2 separate regions of the Homo sapiens genome follow, and region 1 is linked to region 2. A link is a contact called in ENCODE Hi-C or POLR2A ChIA-PET data. All regions are on one chromosome and are shown on one strand. Each heading gives the region's core, a stretch centred on a gene start or an enhancer-like site at or near the end of the contact. The rest is flanking DNA. Distances are from core to core; before and after follow the strand shown.

Region 1 (6,806 bases), core at 2,851-5,350, 34 kb before region 2:
TCCTTTTTAAAAAATAAATATTTGTTAGCTGTTACTTCAAACTGAGCCCAAGTTACCACCATCTCCCACCTCAATCACTGCAATAGCCACCTAGTCTTCCTGCTTTCTTCACTCTTGCTACTCTTAGAGCCCAGTTTTAAACAAACACCCAAAGGATCTTTTAAAATGTAGACCATATCATGTTACTCCTTGTGCCTTCCTACGACACTTAAAATAAAATCCAAACTCCTTAGTATGGTGTTCAAAGCCTTGTATTATCTGGCTTCTTGCTACATATCCACCCTTATCGCATGCTGTTCTCCTGCTTGCTCATACGTATTAGATACACTGGCTTTTTTTTTTTTTTTTTTCCTGTCCCTCAAGTATGTCAAGTTTGTTCCTATCTCACAGCATTTGTACTGGGCCTGAAAGGTCCTTCCCATAGTTTTTGTTCCTGGCTGAGTCTGGGATGCAATGTTACCTCTTCAAAGAAGACTTATTTGTCAATTAATCTAATGTAGCATCTCCACTTACTCATCTTTCCTAATACATAATCTGGTTTTATTATGTGCATAACACTCATCACTGTCTACAATTACGTTTTCTATTTATTTGTGAACTTGCTTGTCCATCTCTGCCCACTACAATTTACCTAAGCAGCTTGATAGCAAGGGCCTTGTTTGTGTTGTTATCCTAGGGTCTGGCCCATTGTAGACACTCAACAAATAGTTCTGGAAGGAAGGAAATAATGAATGTAAATCATTACCTTTTCTTAAGCGATATGTTTTTCTCTTTAACTCATTTTTTCTGGAAATAAAATTGTACTAGGAAAAGAATTATTTCTCTTGTTGCTGGCAATAATTTGCCAACTTAAAACTCCCAAGATTAAATTTGATATATTTTCTTAATGGAACCTTACAACAGTGACCTACTTTCAGTTTGAAACAACACAGGAGAATATGTGAGTTCGCCATTTCCTTGAATGGCAAAATGCCACAAATATTTGTTGTGGTTATTATCTGGCTTTGAATAATCAAGTCACCAGAGAACAGGGCTGTTTTACAAAAACAGGTAAAATTTCTCTCAAGTGACACAGAATCATATAATAAGCTATTATCTAATGCTTGGAACATCACCCCAATTCTAGGAGAAGAAATAGCATAATTACTTTGTGTAGAGGAAAATACCATAATGTCCATTCTAAATATTAATAGTATAGCTGACTTTCATTAAAGAAACACAGTTTTGGCTGGGTGCGGTGACTCATGCCTATTATCCCAGCACTTTGGGAGGCCGAGGGGGGCAGATCACTTGTGTGTGTTCAAGACCAGCCGGGCCAATGTGGCAAAACCCATCTCTACTAAGAATACAAAACTTAGCTGGGCATGGTGGAGTACACCTGTAATCCCAGCTACTTGGGAAGCTGAGGCACGAGAATCGCTTGAACCCAGGAGGCAGAGGTTGCAGTGAGCCGAGATTGCGCCACTGCACTCCAGCTTGGGCAATAGAGAGAGACCCTGTCTCCAAAAAACAAAAAACAAAAAACAAACAAAAAACAAAAAACAAAAAAAATGTTTTTTTGTTTAATAAATTCATGCTTCTTAATAAATATATGCTCTGGGGGAAATGAGGAAAAGAATGATGAATGTCTGAGGTCCAGAATAAGTAGAATGAGAAGACGCCATATCAAGTCTAAGCTTTAGCTCCTAAAGAAGGGAAGAATTTAAAAGATAAATCCCATCAAGGCCTTTAAAATGTTACAGTACTGCCTTTCCCCTTTTTCTCATAAAACCTTTTCTAATCTGCTTAAGTAACTTCTAATTAGCTTCAGATGTAACAGAAAAAAGGCAGCTACTACTCACATTCTTCTTAAAAGGTAATATATTGCTGATTTCAGATAGGAACATCTGAAGTGATGCAGGAGACTTGCACAGACAAATACATGCAATCAGATGGTCACTGCTTGACAGTCTTATTTTTCAATTGGTTGAGTAAAAATAACATAGTTATTGAATCAACCTGTAAAAGTTGAACATCCATTTCTTTTGTTGCCTAAAATAATATGCCAAAGATTTTTCAGAGTAATGAGACCTACTAAATTACATGGTTGTTAATAAAATACAAAATCATAATCTTTCTTTACTGAGAGAAATTAGGACTTTTTTTACTGTTAATAGAAATATTTTCAAAATGTTATGTATTTCATTTCATTTATTTATTTATTGTTATTTCAATAGTTTTGGGGGAACAGGTGGTGTTTGGTTACATGGATAAGTTCTTTAGGTGTGATTTCTGAGGTTTTGGTGCAGCCATCACTTGAGCAGTGTACACTGCACCCAATGTGTAGTCTTTTATCCCTTAACCCCCTCCCAGCCTTCCTACTAAGTCCCCAGAGTCCATTGTGTCATTCTTAGTCTTTGCGTCCTCATATCTTAGCTCCCACTTATAAGTGAAAAGATAATGATGTTTGGCTTTCCATTCCTGAGTTACTTCCGTTAGAATAATGGTAACATCCATATTTTTGATATTACAGGTTGAGTACCCTTATCTGAGATGCTTGGACCAGAAGTATTTTGGATTTTGGAATACTTGCATATACATAATGAGGTACCTTAGGAATGGGACCCAAGACTACAACATACAATTCATTTGTTTCATAAGCACCTTTTACACAGCTTTTATAGAATATTTGTAACAATTCTGTGCGTGAACCAAATTTGTGATCATTGAACCATCAGAAAGTAAAGGTGTCACTATTCTGGTCACAATTCTGTGCGTGAACCAAACTTGTGATCATTGAACCATCAGAAAGTAAAGGTGTCACTATTCTGGTCACCCATGTGGACAATCTGTGGTTGTTTGGCATCACCATCATGCTTGCTCAGAAAAAAATATATCAAAGCTGAAGTGGGCTGGGAGGGTGTTTTGTTTTGTTTTGTTAGTTTTTTTTCTCTTGGGGACGCTGAATAAACTGTGTTATGCTCCTGTGTTTTGACTACCACCCATCACATGAGGTCAGGTGTGAAATTTTCCACTTCTGGGGCCATATCTGCACTCAAAAGTTTTGGATTTTGGGGCATTTCAAATTTGGGATTTCAGATTTGGGATGTTCAATCTGTATAAGAAATGCAGTAATAAAAATACATGTATATACTTATACACATCTTTTTTGCAAAAAAAATAGTAACAGGTGGGATTATTGAGTGAGAATATATGACCATTAAAAACATTTTAACTTTCAAAAAAACCTTCCAAATGGATATTTAAAAAGCTCTTGATATATACTGCAAAACGGATTCCCAAGGATGTCATGCCAATTTATATTCCCCACCTGTAGTGGATGAAATGTTTACTTTCAACTTTAATTAGTGGCAGGCCCAGATGGCTCATAAACTGGAGGGATTTTTTAAAATGCCTAATACATGAGCAATTTAAGAAAATAAAGTATATTCTCTACAGAAGGATTCCCGCTCCTTGCTTCCTTTGCTTAGGCATCATTTAGGGCCTCTTGGGTGTAGAAACCTTAGCTCCAATTGCTGATCTCAATTCTGTGAAATCTCTGAAGCTTAAAATCCTACTTATCATGATAGTTTCATATTGTTTCTGATGCAGGGTGATATTCCTTTCTTGTTTTTTATCTAAACACACACACACACACACACACACACACACACACACACAGACACACACACACACACACAATTTAAAATGTCATTTCTATGTGTAAGAGCAGAATGGGAAGGTTTTAGCATGAGATCCCTCTTCTATCTTGATCCTGAAGTCCACTATGAATCTTGAGAGCTGTATTTCCTGGCTTTATTTGTGGACCTTTTCACAATCATATATTTATATGTATATGTATGCATTTGTTTATAAGAGCTAGAATAGCCTGAATGAGATGTGTGTGTATATATACACATTATATATGTTATACATTTTTATTCATAAAAGCTTGAATTTAGAGAGCTCTCTACTCAGAACTGGTTTTTGACCTTTTAAAGAATGTGTAGACCCTTTGATTGCCCTAAAATTTGACCAAATTGTTGTTGGAATTACCCTCTCAAACCTCTGGGTGAAATGTACCTTTGCATTGTGAGTTTAAGGATGACTCAGCAGTCTGAGTGGGGTGAAAAGTGACTTAGAACAAGAGGTGGCTGCGCAGAGTGATGTGGCTTTTGGTGCTGAAGCTGTCGTGCCAACTCCTCTTACATTTAAAGCTTCCTGTATGCCCCAGTGTCTGTCAGATCTAAAGTGTGTCTCCACTTTCTAAAGGATCAAGCCCCAGTTGTCCTTCTGCTTGACAAATAATCTGTGTGAACCTGAGGATTTCAACAAATGCCACTGACTCACTAAGATAAAAAAGAGTGAAAAGAGATCGTCTGCCCCCTACCCCCAGCCTGTCTTTGACTTTATTCATTACTCCTTCAAATCAGAACATATTAAGAGTGTCCTCCTGCCAGGGTTCCTGCCAGTCAGTTATTCCCACAATCGTTACTGTTGTTTAGCAGTGGGAGTAACAGGTTGGCCCTTCCTGCTTTCCATCCATGTGGTCCTATCTCTCCTATATTAAAAAGATTTTAGGATTCACCTGTAACAGCTAGTGCTTTTGAAGATTTTTGCCCTATTTTGTATTCTAGTTATCATTTCCATGAGGCCTGAAGGAAGGTAGTTAAAGGCCTGTGCTTATGCTGTCAATTTAACAAGAAGTCAATATATTCTCTTTTTATTAAAGACCTCATATGGGTTACCTGGCCAGATTTTTTCTTATTATGCATTTCTAAAGATAGAACTGCCTCTTTATGCTTTTGTTACATAATCATTTTGTCAATCTATATGTCAGTTAAACAGAAATTGCAGTTCTGAACATGTAGTTCAAAACTATTTTATTTCAAATAGAAACTACACAAAGGCATTATAATGATATAGAACATGTAAATATAAGGAGATCAATAGAAGCATCTCCAGGGGTTCCAATACTGATTAAAAATGCCTATTCTGTTTTCAGACTGTTTTCACTGTGAATAATGACAGAACAGACAAAAGTTTCCTCACAGTTAGCAATAAACAACTGAAAGATAAGATGCTGATTAAGACATTTAGCCACAGTTTCCGGTGACAATTACATTCTAACACAACATCAATAATAACATTAAATGATACATATTATGAAAAGCTCTCATCTACCATATTTTCAAATGTATCCAAGTTGAAAGAAGCTTTAGACAATAATAATTTAATACCTACCACAGCGAGAAAGTAAAATTAAATTAATTACTTTAAATAACAATAATGTGGCACCAGCAGTAGTCATGGCAGTGGCAGCAGCAGCAACAACAACAACAACATCCATACAGGGAACATCTTACCCTACCAGAGGCTCTTTTGGGAATTTCATATGTACTACATTTAATCTTTCAATCCTGCCACTTTGATATTATGAGATCCACTTTTTATATGCAAAAACAGACCTAGAAATTAAGCAATTTGGCCAATGAAATTGGATGAACAATTGGGGTGCTCTGTGGAGCATCTCTAAGGAACATCAGAGATTCTGTGGAGCATTGTTTACATGTATTCAAACTGCTGCTTCCTTCCAGGCTGCCTCTATGATTTACACACTTCTCTACTGTTAGAGGTATTCTGGTGAGGCTGGGATGGCCATGTATGCAATGATGTGGAAAGCATTCATGTTCCTTATACATGGGAGAGTCCTAGGTCGGGGTTCATAAATACTCTGAAAATGGATCCAAAATGTGTATAATCTCACATTTCTGGGAAGAAGATTTTCATCAGATTTCAATGGAGTCCACAATCCAGGAAAGCTTTAGAATTGTCTTCTAGGCCTGGCACGGTGGCTCACGCCTGTAATCCCAGCACTTTGGGAGGCTGAGGCAGGTGGATTACCTGAGGTCAGGAGTTTGAGACCAGCCTGACCAACATGGTGAAAACCTGTCTCTACTAAAAATACAAAAATTAGCCAGGTGTGGTGGCAGGCACCTGTAATCCCAGCTACTCAGGAGGCTGAGGCAAGGAGAATTGCTTGAACCTGGGAGGCGGAGTTTGTGGTGAGCCAGGATCACATCATTGTACTCCAGCCCGGGCAACAGAATTGTCTTCTAGATATTCCTTAGAGCCTGGTTTTAAGCTGTAAGAGCCAATAAATCTTATCCTTCAGCTTTCTGAGAAAATCCCATAGTATAACATCCTAGAGAACACTTATATTAAGAAGAAAGTAGAGGCAATTACCCAAGTAAAAATTTCAAATTGTAACTTGAAATAACCAGATAGCCAAGGCAAAGAAAGAAAATGAGGGAGGGGTTGTGGCTGAATTATCTACCTCATGGTAGTAATTTTGTTTTCCATGCAGAAAAAGCTGCTGCTTAAAGAGAAAGAAAATCAGCTGAATTTAATCTGAATTATTAAACTTGAAAAGCTATGTCATACAAATTTATAAAAAGTACTGGCAAAATGTGCCAACATTAGCAATTATATTTCTAAATAAAAGGACAACATAGATTTGCTAGTTTTAAACATCAAAGCATAACCCTTGCAAGAGGTAATACCTCTATAAGGAAAACTATAAAATGCTCATGGGAAAACTACAAAATGCTCATGGAAGAAACTGAAGAGGCTATAAACAAATGGAAGGATATCCCATGCTCACAGATCAGAATAATTATTAATAGTACTGTTAAAATAACAATACTACCCAAAGCAATCTACACATTCAATATAATACCCATCAAAATACCAATGACATTCTTCACGGAAACAGAAAAAAATTCTAAAATTTTAATGGAACCACAAGAGACCCTGAAGAGCCAAAG
Region 2 (7,001 bases), core at 1,448-3,947:
TTGTTGAACTGTAATGTCTGTGTCAGGCACATGAGTCAGTTGAGTAGTATACATAAACACGTAACTGATGTGGCCAGTGTCAAAAAATTAATTAATTATAAATCCTTTTTTACACACCAATATGTACACACAGTAGGCTTATCTGAATATTTTATGCAATCAGCCTGAGTTACAATGATACCTAGGTAAATCATATTAGTAATTAAATTAAAATACTTATTTTTATTAGGCTATATTTATTTTTTGTATTTAGTAAAAATTTGTCCATAAAATAAGTATGGACAAAATTAAATTTAAATTAAATGTAAAGTGAAGACATACTACTGATGCAGAATAAAATGGAGATAAATTAGCTAGTAATATTACTGGAACAATGCAATTGCAATTTGCAAAAAGTGTGTTTACTGTAGAAGAAAATTTTGAAATATATATAAAGTGAGCAATATTAATAGCCATTTTTGCAAATTAATGGTGAATTTGATAAGAAGTTTCGTATTAGCAGTTAAAAAAATAAATAAATAAAATTAGTCACCAGAAGTAAATGTCCAACATTTGTAACTATAAAATGGCTAGAATTTTTGCACAAAAAAGAAAACCATTTTTAGATTGAGATAGTAATTTCAGTTATGATAAAAATACTGGGAAACGTATTTCATAAAAAATGGAGGATATTCAATTAAGTAATAAAACAAATGCCCATCGACTATAAGAACTTTCTAAGAATATCAACGATCAATTGATTAAAATAGCTTTCAGTGGGCCATATCATGCAAGAGACACTACCAAATTCATCCTTCAGGCATGTACTGCCTCAAAGGGTGTCCAAACTTATGATAAAATGTTGATTTGCAGCCTAAAAAAATCAAACTTGCAGTGTAGATATTTTTAACCCTTTTACATCTGTCAAAAAAGTTTCAGGTAGATAATAAAAAACAAGTTTTCATCATGATAAATGGTGCTCCAGCTATGTTGCATCGAAAATTTAAATGTATTAACCCCATCAAAAAGTGGGTGAAGGATATGAACAGACACTTCTCAAAAGAAGGCATTTATGCGGCCAAGAAACATATGAAAAAAGCTCATCATCACTGGTCATCAGAGAAACGCAAATCAAAACCACAATGAGATACCATCTCATGCCAGTTAGAATGGCGATCATGAAAAAGTCAGGAAACACAGATGCTGGAGAGGATGTAGAGAAATAGGAATGCTTTTACGCTGTTGGTGGGAGTGTAAATTAGTTCAACCATTGTGGAAGACAGTGTGGCGATTCCTCAAGGATCTAGAACCAGAAATACCATTTGACCCAGCAATCCTCTTACTGGGTATATACCCAAAGGATTATAAATCATTCTACTATAAAGACACATGCACAAGTACGTTTATTGTGGCACTGTTCACAATGGCAAAGACTTGGAACCAACCCAAATGCCCATCAATGATAGACTGGATGAAGAAAATGTGGCATATATACATCATGGAATTCTATGCAGCCATAAAAAAGAAAAGACTTCATGTCCTTTGCAGATACATGGATGAAGCTGGAAACCATCATTCTCAGCAAACTAACACAGGAACAGAAAACCAAATACTGCATATTCTCACTCTTAAGTGAGAGTTGAACAATGAGAACACATGTACACAGGGAGGGGAACATCACACACTGGGGCCTGTCGGGCGGTGGAGCAAGGGGAGGGAGAGCATAAAGATAATACCTACTGCATGCAAGGCTTAAAACCTAGATGTCGGGTTGATAGGTGCAGCAAACCACCATGGGATATGTATACCTATGTAATAAACCTGCACGTTCTGCACATGTATCCCAGAACTCAAAGTAAAATTAGAAACAACAACAACAACCAAATTTGAATGTATTGACATTTTCAAAGAAGAAAGAGGCTGCTTTATTGTTTTATTCCACTGTATGATACATATTGAAAATATTTGTGCTTAGTTTTCTCAAGCTGATTTTATGAAAAGCATCATAGATACAGTTGCTAACACTGTTTAGTATACGCACGTAAATTGAGTCATCAGTAGTTTATAAAACTGTTAAAAGAAAAAAGGAGGACAATACATTTTCTGATGCTATGTTATTTGCCAATACTTCTTGGCTGAGTTATGAAAGAGATTTACGAAGATTTTCTGTACTTTTAACTCCAATTAAAGGTTTTCTTAAACAAAAGGAAGGTGCATCTATTATTCAGTAACCAGACAAAAGAAAATGGCAGTGTGATTTACATTTTCTCACTAATATCAGTGCATGTAAATGAGTTAAACTACAAACTACAAGGAAAAGGAAAGTTTATGAAGCTAGATAAGTATAAGAGTTTATAGTGAAATTGAACTTTTTCATAATATAAATAAAAAATAATGACTTTACCTATTTTTCTACTATAAGCTAATATGCAGATCTTAATTATTGATAGTGTTACATAAATTGGCTATGAAAACTGAAAAAATTTTGAAGTATGCTTTCTTCATACTGCTAAATTTAGAGTTGCTTTTGTTATTTGTAATACTCCTTGAATTTGATGCTAATATTTTTTGTAGAGTCGGGGGTTCTCCATGCTGCCCAGGCTGGAATGGAACTGCTGGGCTCAAGCGATCTGCCTGCCTTGGCAGATCTCCCAAAGTTTTGAGATTACAGGCATTAGCCACTGGGCTTGGCCAGTTTTTTTGTTTGTTTTTGAGACAGGTTCTTCCTCTGTTGCCCAGGCTGGAGTGCAGCGGCATGATCATAATTCACTGCAGCCTCCATCTCACAGGCTTGAATTTTATGCTAATAATACTGAGCTGACAAGAATTAGTGACGGTACTTAACAGATGTAGCTTTGAAAAGATCTTGCTTAAAAACAAATTCTTCTTAGAAAATAAAATAGTTTTGTTAGTGTGGATGTAAACATTAAAAGAAAAAGATTTTTGGTATTCAATTCAGTCATTAGAAACTTTTAAAATAAGTTTGGAACAATTTGAGTATGTGAATTTACTTTTTCAACTGTAAATTTTATTAAATCTAAGCACAGATCCAGTATTTCCAATGAAAATTCAGTGTAAAAATTGAGATGTGCTCTAAATTTTAAAAACACTAGATTTCAAAGATACAGTATAAAAAAGTAAAAATATCTCATAATGAATTTTAAAAATATTACTGCATGCTAAAGTAATATTTTAGATAAATCCAACTAAATAAAATATATTAAAATTAACGTTACCTGTTTCTTTTTCCTTTTTTAAAAATGTAGCTCTTAGAAAATATAGCAATATATTGTGGCTTTCATTATATTTCTAAGGGACATTGCTGTTCTAGACTATTACAACAGCCTTTTATCTGATCTTCGGTTACTTCCCAACTTGCTGTCAGTTTAACCTTAAAGTATATCCTCCATTTATCCCTTTATCCATTCACCAAATGTTTGAGTACCTAATAACAGCTATTGTTGTAAGATAAATCAGAGAACAAATCCAAGATAGCTGTCTTCATGAAGCTTACCCTCCAGTTGGGGGACACAGATAAAGAGCAAAACATAAGTAAATTATTTAAGATGTAAGATAGTAATAGTTATACTAAAAGAAACTCCTCCACACACAGTAAGGGTCAGAGGAAAGATGGTGCAAAGAGACCAGATGAGCTGGAGAATGAGTAAAGGGGTGGAGGGGAGAAGTGTGGAAAGAGCTGAGGTACTTTAAAAGGAGTGTTAGGATGGGGAAAGGACAGCAGGTCATGTAGGCCCTCATAGGCTTTAACAGTTACTTGGAGGTTTCTACTTGCAGCATTTCTGCCTTACTTTGACTGAGATGGAAAGTCCTGGAGAGTTCTAAGTGCAGTTTTAAAACAATATTTCTGGCTGCTTTGTTCAGATTAGACAGTATGGGAGTGAGGCAGGGTAAAAGTAGCGTGATCTGGTAGGAAGCTATAATAGCAACACAGGTGGGACCTGATGGCGGCTTAGACCACTGATGGAAGTGGTGAAAAGTGGCAAAATTCTGTGATTTCTAAAAAGTAGGCCCAACAAGTTGGTTATGGAGTATGAAAGAAAGAGTGGGGTCAGATTATACGTGGAGACAGTTGTTCATTTTTCTCTCCTTGTCAAATATTTTAAATGGCAGTCCTCTAAGATCTTAGGCTGGTATTCAACTGCTTATATGTGTAGGCCCCAACACACCCACCCAAATGTCATTTCCTAACAGCTTCATCTTTCCGTGTTTCCCTTATGTTCCTGGGCCTTTGATAGTGATGTTGATAAAAGAATACATGTCAAAACTAGTATTCAAAATTAGATTCCTGACAGGTTTAGGCTCTTAAATTCTCAAGTCCTATGAAAAAATTGTAAGGTAGGTACTATTAACACTTTTTCAGACATGAAGACAGAAATATATTAACAAATAACTTAAAGTTAGCATAGAAAAGGTTTATTTTGACCACAAACACAAGCAAATTTCCCCTTTTATGCCATGATTTTCATGCTGTTTTCTCAGCCTGAAATGCTCTGCCTTTCTGTGTCTGGGTCAGCTCACGTGCCACCTTATCTATGAAAAGTCCCCTTATGCCCTCAGTTAAAATTACATTTTCCTCCTCTTTATTAAATAGTTAATACAAATCATTTCCACCTCTTAATATTTTTTCTTCTATTATTTGTAATATTTGTTGAGTGGTATGTGCTATACACATTATCATCTATGTGTATTATCTTAATACCTCTAATGTTATTGTGAAGGATCCCATTATCAAACCCATTTTGCAGATGAGGAAGCTGAGACCCATAAAGGTGAAGTAGTTTGACAAAGGTCAAAAGCTAGCAAGGAGCAGGGTCAGGGTATAAACCAAAGGTATAACTCCAAACCCCATTATCTACTGCACTTATCCTTAGGCCAATTCACTGTGTTTTTGTTTTTGTTTTGTTTTTGAGATGAAATATCACTCTATTACCCAGGCTGGAGTGCAGTGTAGTCTCAGCTCACTGCAGCCTCCACCTCCCAAGTTAAAGTGATTCTTGTGCCTCAGCCTTCCGAGTAGCTGGGATGACAGGCATGTGCTACCATGCCCAGCGAATTTTTTTGTATTTTTAGTAGAGATGGGGTTTCACCATGTTGGCCAGGCTGGTTTTGAACTTCTGGCCTCAAGTGATCCACCCACCTTGGCCTTCCAAAGTGCTGGGATTATAGGCGTGAGCCACTGTGTTTGGCCAATTCACTGTGAACCATATAAGATTCTCTCTTTTGTTTATATATTTTTTCATATATTCATTTTTTTGTCTTATTAAATTCTAATACAAATTAGCCTTAGATTACTTATTCATGCAGACATGACCTTTCTTAATAACAGAAACTAATCCTTTCACAGAAATAAATACAGGAGGGCCTCATGTGGAAAAAGTAGGTACTGCTAGAAAAAGAAAAAAACTGCTATTTTTCCTTAGATTCACATCTTACATCAGCCTTTAATACAATTATTATTTTATCAATCATGGCTGATATTCTAAAGTTTATATATTCCAAGCCTTTAGGAGAAAAGAAAAATGTAAAGTTAGGAGAAAAATCCCCTAATTTATCCTACATATAAAAACTAACAAGAAAGATTTGTAAATGTCCATTTTCAGGATGCAAACGCTAAAATGTAAAAAGATCTGGCCATATAAACTCATGGAGGTATAAAAGATACAGAATGAAAAGCACTAAAAAGTCATATCAATTAAAGTACAAAAATATTTAATAAAATGAGGGTCCGAAAATTGGCCCGAAAATAGAGGACTTTAAAAAAACTTGACTTTGGAAATAATTTCAAATATTCAGTTGAGCTGCAAGAATAGTATAAAGAATATCCTCATATCCTTTACCCAGATTTACCTAATTCCCCAGGTTCATCCTTTTGCCAACATGTTCATGAGTGAGAAACAATATATTCTTGTAAGCCACTGATAGTAAGTGGTTGTGGCTGAGATTTTGCATGTTCTCAATCTCGCTCACATATTTATTCATATATGTAATATTTATACACAATGCAATTACATATATGTGTATAAATAACACACATGTATATATAAATATACATGCACTTTTTTAACCATCTGAGGGTAAGTTATATATATCATGGTCCTTTATCCCTAAAAACTCCAATATTTCCTATGAATAAGGATATTTTCTTATATAACCACATATTTCCTAAGAATAAGGATATTCTTTTATATAACCACAGTACAGTTAACAAATTTAGGAATTTTAACATCAATTCAATGCTTTAATCTACCATCTGTATTCCAATTTTGTCAACTGACCCAATAATATCCTTTATAGCATTTTTCCCATTCCGGTAGAGGATCCAGTCTGGAGTCAGATGCTGTATTTAGTTTTCACGTCTCTTTAGCATCTTTTAACCTGTAAACTTTTATTACCTTTTTTTTTTTTAAGAAAATAGCATTGACATTTCTAAAGAATACAACCCACACACACACACACACACACACACACACACACACGTCATACACGTCTTTTTTTTTTTTTTTTTTTAAACAAAACTTTCTCTCATTTTGAGCTTGCCTGACATCTCTTCATGGTTAGATTCAGGTTACACATTCTCGCCCAGAAAATTACACAGGTGATGTTGTAGTCATTTTTTGGGCATCATATTTGGAGTCACACAATGCCCAAATGTTCTTCATTGGTGATATCAACATTTAGCACATTTAGCAACATTTAGTCAAGGTGTTTTCTGATTTCTCCACTGTATAACTGCTATTTTACCCCCTTGCAATTAATAAGCAGTTTGTAGAGAGATACTTTAAAACCATGTAAATATTCTGCTCTTCATCAAAATTTTTCCCTAAATTTAGCATTGAATGATTTGTGCCTGATCAAGTCTTTATTAAAATAGATATAAAATACTGATTTCCAAATCTAGCAGCTTCTCTGCAATTACCAGTCAGTATTCAACATCCTACTATAGGCAAAAGTACTCCTTTCTCCCTATTAATTAATTAATCAATTTACGAATGATACCGTGA

The links. Hi-C counts contacts between places; a loop is a spot of excess contacts on that map. ChIA-PET counts read pairs that join two places held with the same protein, here RNA polymerase II (POLR2A). Pooled maps may share reads with other maps.
Region 1: a loop to region 2 is called in a map of PC-3, with 4 times the contacts of the local background. The contact joins two enhancer-like sites. A Hi-C loop is called at or near these places in 4 of 168 maps with a recorded cell type or tissue (Caco-2, PC-3, chondrocyte and 1 more) and 1 of 50 pooled maps. POLR2A ChIA-PET finds 5 or more read pairs at or near these places in 1 of 52 experiments (CD4-positive, alpha-beta memory T cell).

Annotation. Positions count from the first base shown.
Region 1 is chr17:55,087,710-55,094,515 of GRCh38, reverse strand. All of the region lies in intron 16 of STXBP4 (syntaxin binding protein 4), which reads right to left. LOC107985002 (a long non-coding RNA gene) reads right to left here. Exons shown (of 2, transcript XR_001752943.2): 1 at 1,842-6,806; 2 at 323-710. Among named protein-coding and RNA genes, the nearest start is that of STXBP4, 120 kb to the right of the region's middle. RefSeq lists an enhancer at 4,273-4,372. Within about 2 kb of position 4,100, at least 3 of the 41 ENCODE cell types and tissues checked have a DNase peak (open chromatin) inside an H3K27ac peak, as active enhancers do; they include PC-3, where a contact is called at or near this core.
Region 2 is chr17:55,052,392-55,059,392 of GRCh38, reverse strand. All of the region lies in intron 12 of STXBP4 (syntaxin binding protein 4), which reads right to left. Among named protein-coding and RNA genes, the nearest start is that of STXBP4, 87 kb to the right of the region's middle. Within about 2 kb of position 2,697, at least 2 of the 41 ENCODE cell types and tissues checked have a DNase peak (open chromatin) inside an H3K27ac peak, as active enhancers do; they include PC-3, where a contact is called at or near this core.